Regions from separate parts of the Homo sapiens genome. Here region 1 is linked to region 2. Evidence: read pairs that join two places in POLR2A ChIA-PET (ENCODE). Cell type or tissue: A673. All regions are shown on one strand. Links, peaks and the distances in the headings refer to the core of each region. The heading gives the core; the rest is flanking DNA.

What was found. Peaks named below come from ENCODE experiments on the same cell type or tissue, not always from the same donor. Only the 100,000 strongest peaks of a DNase experiment are listed, where the experiment ranks them.
Region 1: POLR2A ChIA-PET joins it to region 2 with 6 read pairs; 2 of 35 experiments call an interaction of 5 or more read pairs at or near these places.

The regions. Positions count from the first base shown.
Region 1 is chr18:55,765,884-55,770,286 of GRCh38, forward strand. The region is part of intron 2 of LOC105372130 (a long non-coding RNA gene); the gene reads left to right. Among named protein-coding and RNA genes, the nearest start is that of LINC01415, 14 kb to the right of the region's middle. In A673, for the core only: no CTCF peak of the experiment used is centred there; a DNase peak (open chromatin) is centred at 2,558.
Region 2 is chr18:56,347,162-56,351,564 of GRCh38, forward strand. No RefSeq gene overlaps it. Among named protein-coding and RNA genes, the nearest start is that of LINC03069, 160 kb to the left of the region's middle. In A673, for the core only: no CTCF peak of the experiment used is centred there; no DNase peak of the experiment used is centred there.

The DNA.
Region 1 (4,403 bases), core at 221-4,220, 580 kb before region 2:
GCCATTCAATTGATTATTAAGGCTGTGTAATACCTTGAAATAACTTTGAAATAATCGTGGTCCTTTAGATGTCTAGAAAAGAAATACTTCCTTTGACTTGTTGTAGACGCGAAGTGACTGAATTGAAATTGAATTAAGTAGAGTCATGTGTATAGAAGCTCAGATGGAAGGGGGCCAGGCTGATTTAGATATGCTTAATGCTGACAACCAGTTTCCCTGAGTCTCACTGTTTTTCCAGCTCATCCTCCTCCAGTGTGACTGGAGGAATTCCAGGGACTCTTCATTAATTTCCAACTTTGCACTCTCAAGAGAGTTCACCTGTGCTTGCGAATGCAATGCCACTGGCTTCCATGTGGCACCAGCATTTCTCCTTGTGCTTAGCGCTTGGCACTGACCTTGTGGTCCTCTTTCTTCAGCATGCTGCTCGTAAGTGGCTTGATCTGATGGCCATGGTCAGCTGACAGGATCAGAGTATTAGTCCGTTCTCACGCTGCTTATAAAAACATCCCCAGGACTGGGTAATTTATAAAGGAAAGAGGTTTAATTGACTCACAGTTAGGTTAGGCATGGCTGGGGAAGCCTCAGGAAACTTACAATCATGACAGAAGGGGAAGCAAACATGTCCTTCTTCCCATGGTGGCAGAAGAGAGAAGTGCCGAGCAAAAGGACCAACATGATGTGACTTTACTCTTTCTTTAGTGGAATGTACCTTTCTAAGTTATACTAGGTCCTTCTTAAATAGATGCATGACAGAACAAAAGACTCTACTGTCCATATAAATCATACCTGCTGTTTTTAAAATCATGCTGTCTTCTTACATGAAGTAAGGCTAACATTTATTAGGAGAGTCTAGGTATCTGAAACTTCACTTGCTTAAGAGAAAAACACAAAAGCATAATAAAAAGCGATGATGCTTTGTGTATGTAGCAGTGTTGACACTTTTTGCATTATCTATGAAGCATGTTGAGCATTATTTTATTCTTTTGGATAATTCAGTATCATTGATGTAACTACCTTATGACTCCATTCTCACCACTGAAAAAGTGTGGGTGATGTGAAAGTGTTGGAAATCTGGGGGAAAAGATGACAACATGCTGGGACCATAATCATGAAGAGCCTTGGTATCTTAGACTTTAGGAAAATAAATGTTAAAAAGTGAAAGAAACAATAAATACTATGCCTTGGCCAAAGTTTCTAAAAGAGGGATTATTAACAGGCAAGTGGATCTTAAAAGGGAAATCCTGATGATAAGTAAAAATTGCTTTAAATGAAAAGTTGAGAGCCTTTAAAGACAGAAAGTGAGGTCATTTTGAGATCAGCTGGAGTCATGAAGACCTGGATGAAGTTCTCGCTTTCTCTTCTACTCCTGAGGTTACCGTAGTGCAGGGTTTCTCAGGCATGGTCCTAGTGACATTTGGGCCAGATAATTCTTTGTTGTGGGTGGCTTTCCTATGCATTATAGGATTAGCAACATCATTGGCGTCTATCCACTACAGGCCAGAAGCACCCCACTCCCCAGTTACAATAAACAAAAACATCTCCGAACATTGCCAAATGTCTTTTAAGAGGTGGGGGACAAAAACCACCTGGTTGAGAATCACCACTTTATGCAAATTACTAAAAAAAATGTATTTTTAAATACAGAACTATTCTTCAGCAATCGTGCTTAAAACTAGAGCAAACATTATAGCTAGGGAACTAAAACTAATAATTGGGAAAAGGGTGAATCGATCACATTAAATTATTTCATGTTTCTTACAAATTGAAGATTTTTACATAAAATCTCCATATCAGCTGGTAATCTTTGTAAAATGATAGAGAGTTTTGCAAGCTATGGCATGGTGGGATTGATAAAGATTCATGGCAAAATTACATAGCGCATCATTACAGAGGTGACTTAATTTAGAAAAGAAAGTATAATTGTAGGAGCTAAGATGGGTTTACAAGAATTAAGCAAGACAAACAACCTAGTTGTTTTTTCTTTTATTTTGCATAGATTATTAATTTGAGAAGTACTCAGACACCAAATGGGTGTACTGCAATACAATTCTGTTGTTAACCACCTGGAGTTAGTGTCAGACTCACAAGTAAAGGGTTCAATCCTTCACAAGATTATTCTCACTTCAGATGCCAGTTCTAAATGGTGTCTCCTGGGCCACCCATGCTTCTGATAAACTGGCTACTAATCCAGGAGGTCACCATGATGCCATTCGGGGATCAATAGAACAACTCACAAAACTCAGGAAAGCACTATACCTATGGTTAGTTTTATTATAAAAGATACACCCAGGGCAAAGTCTGGGAGGGACCACAGAGCTTCCATGCCCTCTCCATGGAGTAGGCCTATCACTCACCTGGTATATCAATGTGTTTACTGACCAGGAGCCTCCACTGGGCTTTGGTTTTTATTGGGGTTTCATTAGATAGGCATGATTAATTAAATCATGGGCCATGTGACTGAACTCAATCTCCAGTCCCCCTCCCTTCCCTGGAGGTCAGGCAAGTCAAAAATCGCAATTCTCTAATCATGTGACCAGCCACCATCCGGAAGCTATCTAGGGTCTCACCATGAGTCACCTCATTAGCGTAACAGAGCTATTCCTGTCATTCAGGAAATTCCAAGGGTTTCGAAGCTCCCTGTCAAGAACCTGGGATGAAGACCAGATATTATAACACCGGTAGATTTAAGGAGAATTTTAAAAATCTAGGCTCTCTTTACTTTAGTAAGGTAGTTGATAGAGTGTTTCTACCTTGGTGGAAAATACATAAAATATTGACTACATAAGAGGATGGTCAGTGAAATTTATAGTTAGTGAATCATTATATCCAAAGGTTTTTAATTAATGGATTAACCTGGAGGAATAAAAATTAAGTTGGGCCAAAGAAAGCATGCCTGTCAAATTTTCAAATGATATAAGACTATGAGGTATAGCTAACATTTTGGCAAACCAAATAAAAATTCAAAAGCATTTCACACTTAAAAAGAAGTGCGAAGACAGATATCTTCATAGTCACCAAAGATTCAGTCTTCATCTCTCTTTCTTCTCCACCATCTTTCTTTTCATTCTCAAAATTACTTCATCATCCAAAATAACTACTGGAGCTTCAACCATAACATTTACATTCTAGGAAGGAGGAAGAAAGAAGGAAAAGGGAGAAATGGGTATACCTCCCACCTGCTTTAGTTCCCATTAAAAAGCCTTTCCTGAAGTACCCACAAACTTTCCATTGTAACTTATGGCCTTGAACTTAGTCACTTAGCTGTAAGAGAGGTTAGGCAATACAATTTTTTTTTTGACTGAGCACAAGGCTGTTCTCCCTCCAAAAACAAACAAACAAACACACACACACATAATCTTAAAATGGTTGAAAAGGGATAAAAACTAACAAAGTGAAATTCAGAAAATAAATGAAGATAAATAAATCATCATGATTTTATACTGAAATGAGTTAAAAATTTAACAAGCACAATTTTAGTGTAAATGCAAACATTTTCTAAATATAGTACTAGCAAATTAATATAGTAATGTAAAGGAATTGTAATCATCAGAGTAGGAATTATTTTAAAAATGCAAAAGTGGTTTAATATCTAATTCCAATTTGTCACTTCTGTGCTCAAAATTCAGCTACATTGGGTCCTCTCTTGACATAGGCAATTTTTTTTGTTCTCATTCTTCAAAATTATAAGCAATGCTGCAGTGATACAAACAGTGCTGCAATAAACATCTGTCTATATCTTTTGGAACAATTTATAGTTATAATTCTTGAAAATAAAATTGGTAGGTCGAATTGCAGGCATATTTTTACTTTGTTAAATCTGGCTATTTGCCCTTCAAAAAGACAGTGTCAATTCACAATCTCTCAGCATTGTGTGAGTGCTTGTTTTTCTATAATATTACCTAATCCTGATTATTATCACGTTTAAAAAGATCTTTCACAATGAAATAATGGAAGAAAAGTGATAGTTCATTGTGGTTTCAATTAGTATTTCTTTCTTTTTTTTTTTTTCTTGAAACGGAGTCTCGCTCTGTGTCCCAGGCTGGAGGGCAGTGGTGCAATCTCGGCTCACTGCAACCTCTGCCTCTTGGATTCAAGTGATTCTCCTGCCTCAGCCTCCCAAGTAGCTGGGATTACGGGCAGGAGTCTCGCTCTGTCTCCCAGGCTGGAGTGCAGTGGTGCAGTCTCGGCTCACTGCAACCTCTGCCTCTCGGGTTCAAGTGATTCTCCTGCCTCAGACTCCCAAGTAGCTGGGATTACAGGCACCCGCTACCATGCCTGGCTTTTTTTTTTTTTTTTTTTTTAGTAAGAGACGTGCTTTCACTGTATTGGCCAGGCTGGTCTCAAACTCCTGACCTCAGGTAATCTGTGCTCTTTGGCCTCCCAAAGTGCTGGAATTACAGGCA
Region 2 (4,403 bases), core at 200-4,199:
TAAGATATTATTTGTGCTGAAGGAAGAAATACATAACAGCAACAAAACTTGAAAGATGTCCAATACTATCACTTTAAGATCTGGGAATTACCTTTGTAAAATAAATACTCCCTCCTGACTGCCTTTCCCCCTTTTGGCTCACTATGCATCATGGTTATATGATGCACATTCTAATTATATTTCGGTATCGGTCTATCAGGAGGTCGAGGTATCACTTGATTTTCCACATGCTGGTTGCAATATCCCCATACATTTTGTCACATTTTCAGAATTAACAAAATGAGCATAAACCTGTTGCAAGTGAAGAGCCAGAACCTCCTACTGAAGGGATTTTAAGGCTCTAGCACAATCCGTGTGATTCCGTATGAAGTGTGAGTAGCCTAGCCCTGTTAATGAGCTTCCCACTCAGAAAAAGGGCCACTGTTTGAGCAGTATTGGAGAGGAGGATGGAGCATGGGTTAATGGCAGCAGACAGAGTCCAGAGAAAGGATAGTGCTGCTAACGCCTGCACTCCTGGGAATGTCAATGTCAGGATGCTGTAAAAGCCGACTATCATGAAGATACTGCCCTACATGTAGGAAAAGTCTCGATCAATGTAAACACTCATGTTTACTCTTAGCAAATATTGTTTTTCCTAATTGCATGGAGAACATTTCCATAGCCACATCTTTTTACCTTTGTAACAAATAAGAGTCAGAAAACTTACTTTGCCAGTGCCACTTTGAGGATGGCTCTCCAGCCATCAGGAATGCTTGAATGACACAGTGCTTCTACCCTGGGTGTCTTCAGAACATCCCTGTGGAGCAAGGAGGATGCGGTATTATCATCCCCAGAATACAGATATGGAAACTTCAGCTCAAACTCAGCATCATATAGGGAGTCATAAGTTATCAAAGCACTAAGCAATACTTTCTGACTATAAGCCTAGATTTCTGAGCCACAACCAGAATAATAAACTACATCTAAAAATGAATGAAATTATATAGAATTTCAATAGGAAAATTTTTATTATATATACTCAGCATGGCAAAATTAACTATTAATGTTCTCAAGTTCATTAGAATGAAAAGTAAATTCAATCAACAACACACTGAGCTCTACCATGTGGAAGGCACGCTGGTATGTGCTAAGAATGTGGAAAGAGGTATCAACTACAGTCCCCCTTCATTAGGAGAGAAAGAGAGAAAAGAAAGCACACATAAAAATATAACTTTTTCAAAAAAGAGAACAAGATGCTTTAAATTTCAAAGCATTGGATAACATCTAGACTAGGAGTTGGCAAACATTTTCCAGGAAGGGCCAGATAATAAATATTTTGGGCTCTCCAAGCCAACCCTGTTGCAACTAATCAAGTCTGAAGTTGTAACTTAGTGGCCAGCTTGAAAGCAGCCATAAATAACTTGTAATGGGTGTTGCTGTGTTCCAATAAAACTTTATTTACAAAAATCAGACAGCAGTCTGGATTTGACCTGAGAGCCATAGTTTGCTGATCCTTGACCTAGATAATAACATGACTGTGTAGTTATCTTATTTTTTCTGATAATTAAGTCTATTCCTTATTTATTATTTAGTTTTGAATAGGTGATGAGCATTCCTAGTACAAAATGCAAGAAAGTCCAAAGGCTATTCAGTGAAAAGTAAAAAAAGTCTTCCTTCTCCTCTCTAACCATTATTGCCCTGCTCCTCTTATCCAGTTTATCACTTCTCCACCTATATTGCAATCAGTTAGTTTCTTGTGTATCCTCCCAGGGATACTCTAAGCTACGTAAATCATGGCAGCTTTTACAGATACAACGATGATTTAATTCTCGCTACAGCTCTGTGACTAGGGAGATTATCCATTATTATCTCCATTTTGAAAATGATGAAAGGGAGAGACTCAGAAAAGCCATTACTTATCCAAGGCCATACAAGTAATAGCTGGGGTGCAAATTCAGTATTCTTTTATGTAATACACTGCCTCCAAAAGAATGACTCTTTATTAAAATCAAACATCTTACAAAATGTGGAATAATGCTGGAAGTTTTGTAAAAAAAAGAGTGATTGAACTAGACTTATTGGTAAGTATAGCCTTAATCTCAAAAGCTATTTGCCCTACTTTGTGCACTTCATTCCACTCTAGGATGTCTTCTTTCCCTTCTGTAGCTGAGATGTCTGTTACACATAAATTCTCTACACCATGGGGAAAAATAGCACTTGGCATCTTCAGGTGCCATATCATGCACAGTAGAACATCAGTAAACCCCAGGGTCTTCACATACAGGGTGTAAATCCTCCCCGTCTTCCCTCATCCTCTCTTTCTTTCTCTCTCTCTCTCTTTCCTATCAAAAACTCATGCTGATATGAGTTGGCTGTGTCCCCACCCAAATCTCATCTTGAATTCCCACATGTTGTGGGAAGGACCCAGTGGGAGGTAATCAAATCATGGGGCAAATCCTTCCCGTGCTGTTCTCATGATAGTGAATAAGTCTCACAAGATCTGATGGTTTTAAAAAGAGGAGTTCCCCTGCACAAGCTCTCTCTCACTTTGCCTGCTGCCATCCATGTAAGACCTGACGTTCTCCTCCTTGCCTTCCACCATGATTGTGAGGCTTCCCCAGCAGTGTGGAACTGTAAGTCCAGTTAAACCTCTTTTTTTGTAAATTGCCCAGTTTCGTGTATGTCTTCATCAGCAGTGTGAAATAAACTAATACACATGCTTAGCACTTTTTCTTTTTTTGTTTGTTTTTTTGAGACAGAGTCTTGCTCTGTCATCCAGGCTGGAGTGCAGTGGCATGATCATGGTTCACTGCAGTCTCAGACTCCTATGCTCAAGCAAACCTCCTGCCTCAACCTCTAGAGTAGCTGGGACTACAAGTATGCATCACAATGCCCAACTAATTTACATTTTTTTTTGAGACAGGTCTTATTATGCTGCCTAGGCTTATCTGAAACTCCTGGGTTTAAGCCATCCTCCTGCCCTGGCTTCCAGAAGTGCTGAGATTACAGGCCTGAGCCACCACACCCAGCAGCATCTTTTCTTAAAAGCTCCTATTTTATTTCCTCTCTGGTGATCTGTGTGTTCAGCACACCAATATACCTGTGTGCTTTCCCCACGTTTCTCCATATATCTGAACCCTGGACATTCTTTAAAGGTTAACTCGGGTTTGTCTCATTCCAAGAAGACTTTATGATAACTGTGGCAAAATTCACTCTCTTTCCTCTGATTACAAAACTTTCGTTGTCTGATCTTGATGGTTCTACTCTTACTGTCTGTATTGTTGTTTAATTATTCACATATGACTGATCTCAGAGAATATTTCTCAAAATCAAAAACATACTTTTTATTCAGTCGTATACCACCTACCTCTTATCTCCATGCTATAAGCAATTCACATGGTGAGTGTTTGATAAATTTGTGTTGAATAAATAAATTGATGGAGAATATACTTAAACCTTCAGCTAGGAGCATATATTATCTGCCACAATTCTCTTCAAAGGTGTTGTTAAGGATACTGCCCTCCATTCATAGTACAAATAATGGGTATGTTTACCTGCAGGCAAGCTGGCTTGACTCTTAGAACCACTGTGAATTCTCTGGATTTCAAATATGTCTTTTAGTGAAGGATGCTTTTTAAACCTTAAATCTTATGCGGAATCTCACACCATATAAAACAAACTCTTCTGGCTGAACAGGTTGGTGAAGAATATTGAAACATTACAGCTGGCCTGCTCTCACCTGCTGTACCTGCCCCTTACTATTTCTGGGGAAGCCAAAGGCTTTAAGGGACCAAGATTTGATGTCTCTGACTCTCTCTCTCTCTATGCATTAGCCACTAGAGTTTATGGCCTACTTCTAGAATAGGTAGAAGACCTGCTAAACTCATTCTTAGCTTTATTTCTTCTTTCTTACTATTTTGTCTTTATCTCATTTTCTGTAACTGTTACTTTATAATTTTATTTTATATTTTGTAAGGCATCTCAACTTATTTCTGACACAAGGCATAAAAAAGGTAGATATATGGGTGGATCAGTACAAAACTAGTTCTAGAGCTATAATATTAATTGGCAAACAAGGTACACAAACACTTGTGAAAAAAAACTCAATAATCAACAGCTACATATAAAACCAGTAGAAACTTTCCAGAGTGTACCACCATTCCTTCATAGTAGAGGCATGCTGGGACTTTGTGCAGGGCAGAGCCACTGCAATCCATAGTACAAACTACACCTGCATAAATGTAAGTGGAACATAGAAAAAAAGTGTTGAAAGATTTCCTCTTAATAATTATTGCTAAAAAGCTAAAATCTTCACACTGCTATATGGAGTATTATGGTTGAAAACCTTCAAACTGGGAAATTAGTCTACGTGATGATAAAAGTCAGCTCTCAAATGTGTGTTCTAATAGAAGGAGGTAGTGAAA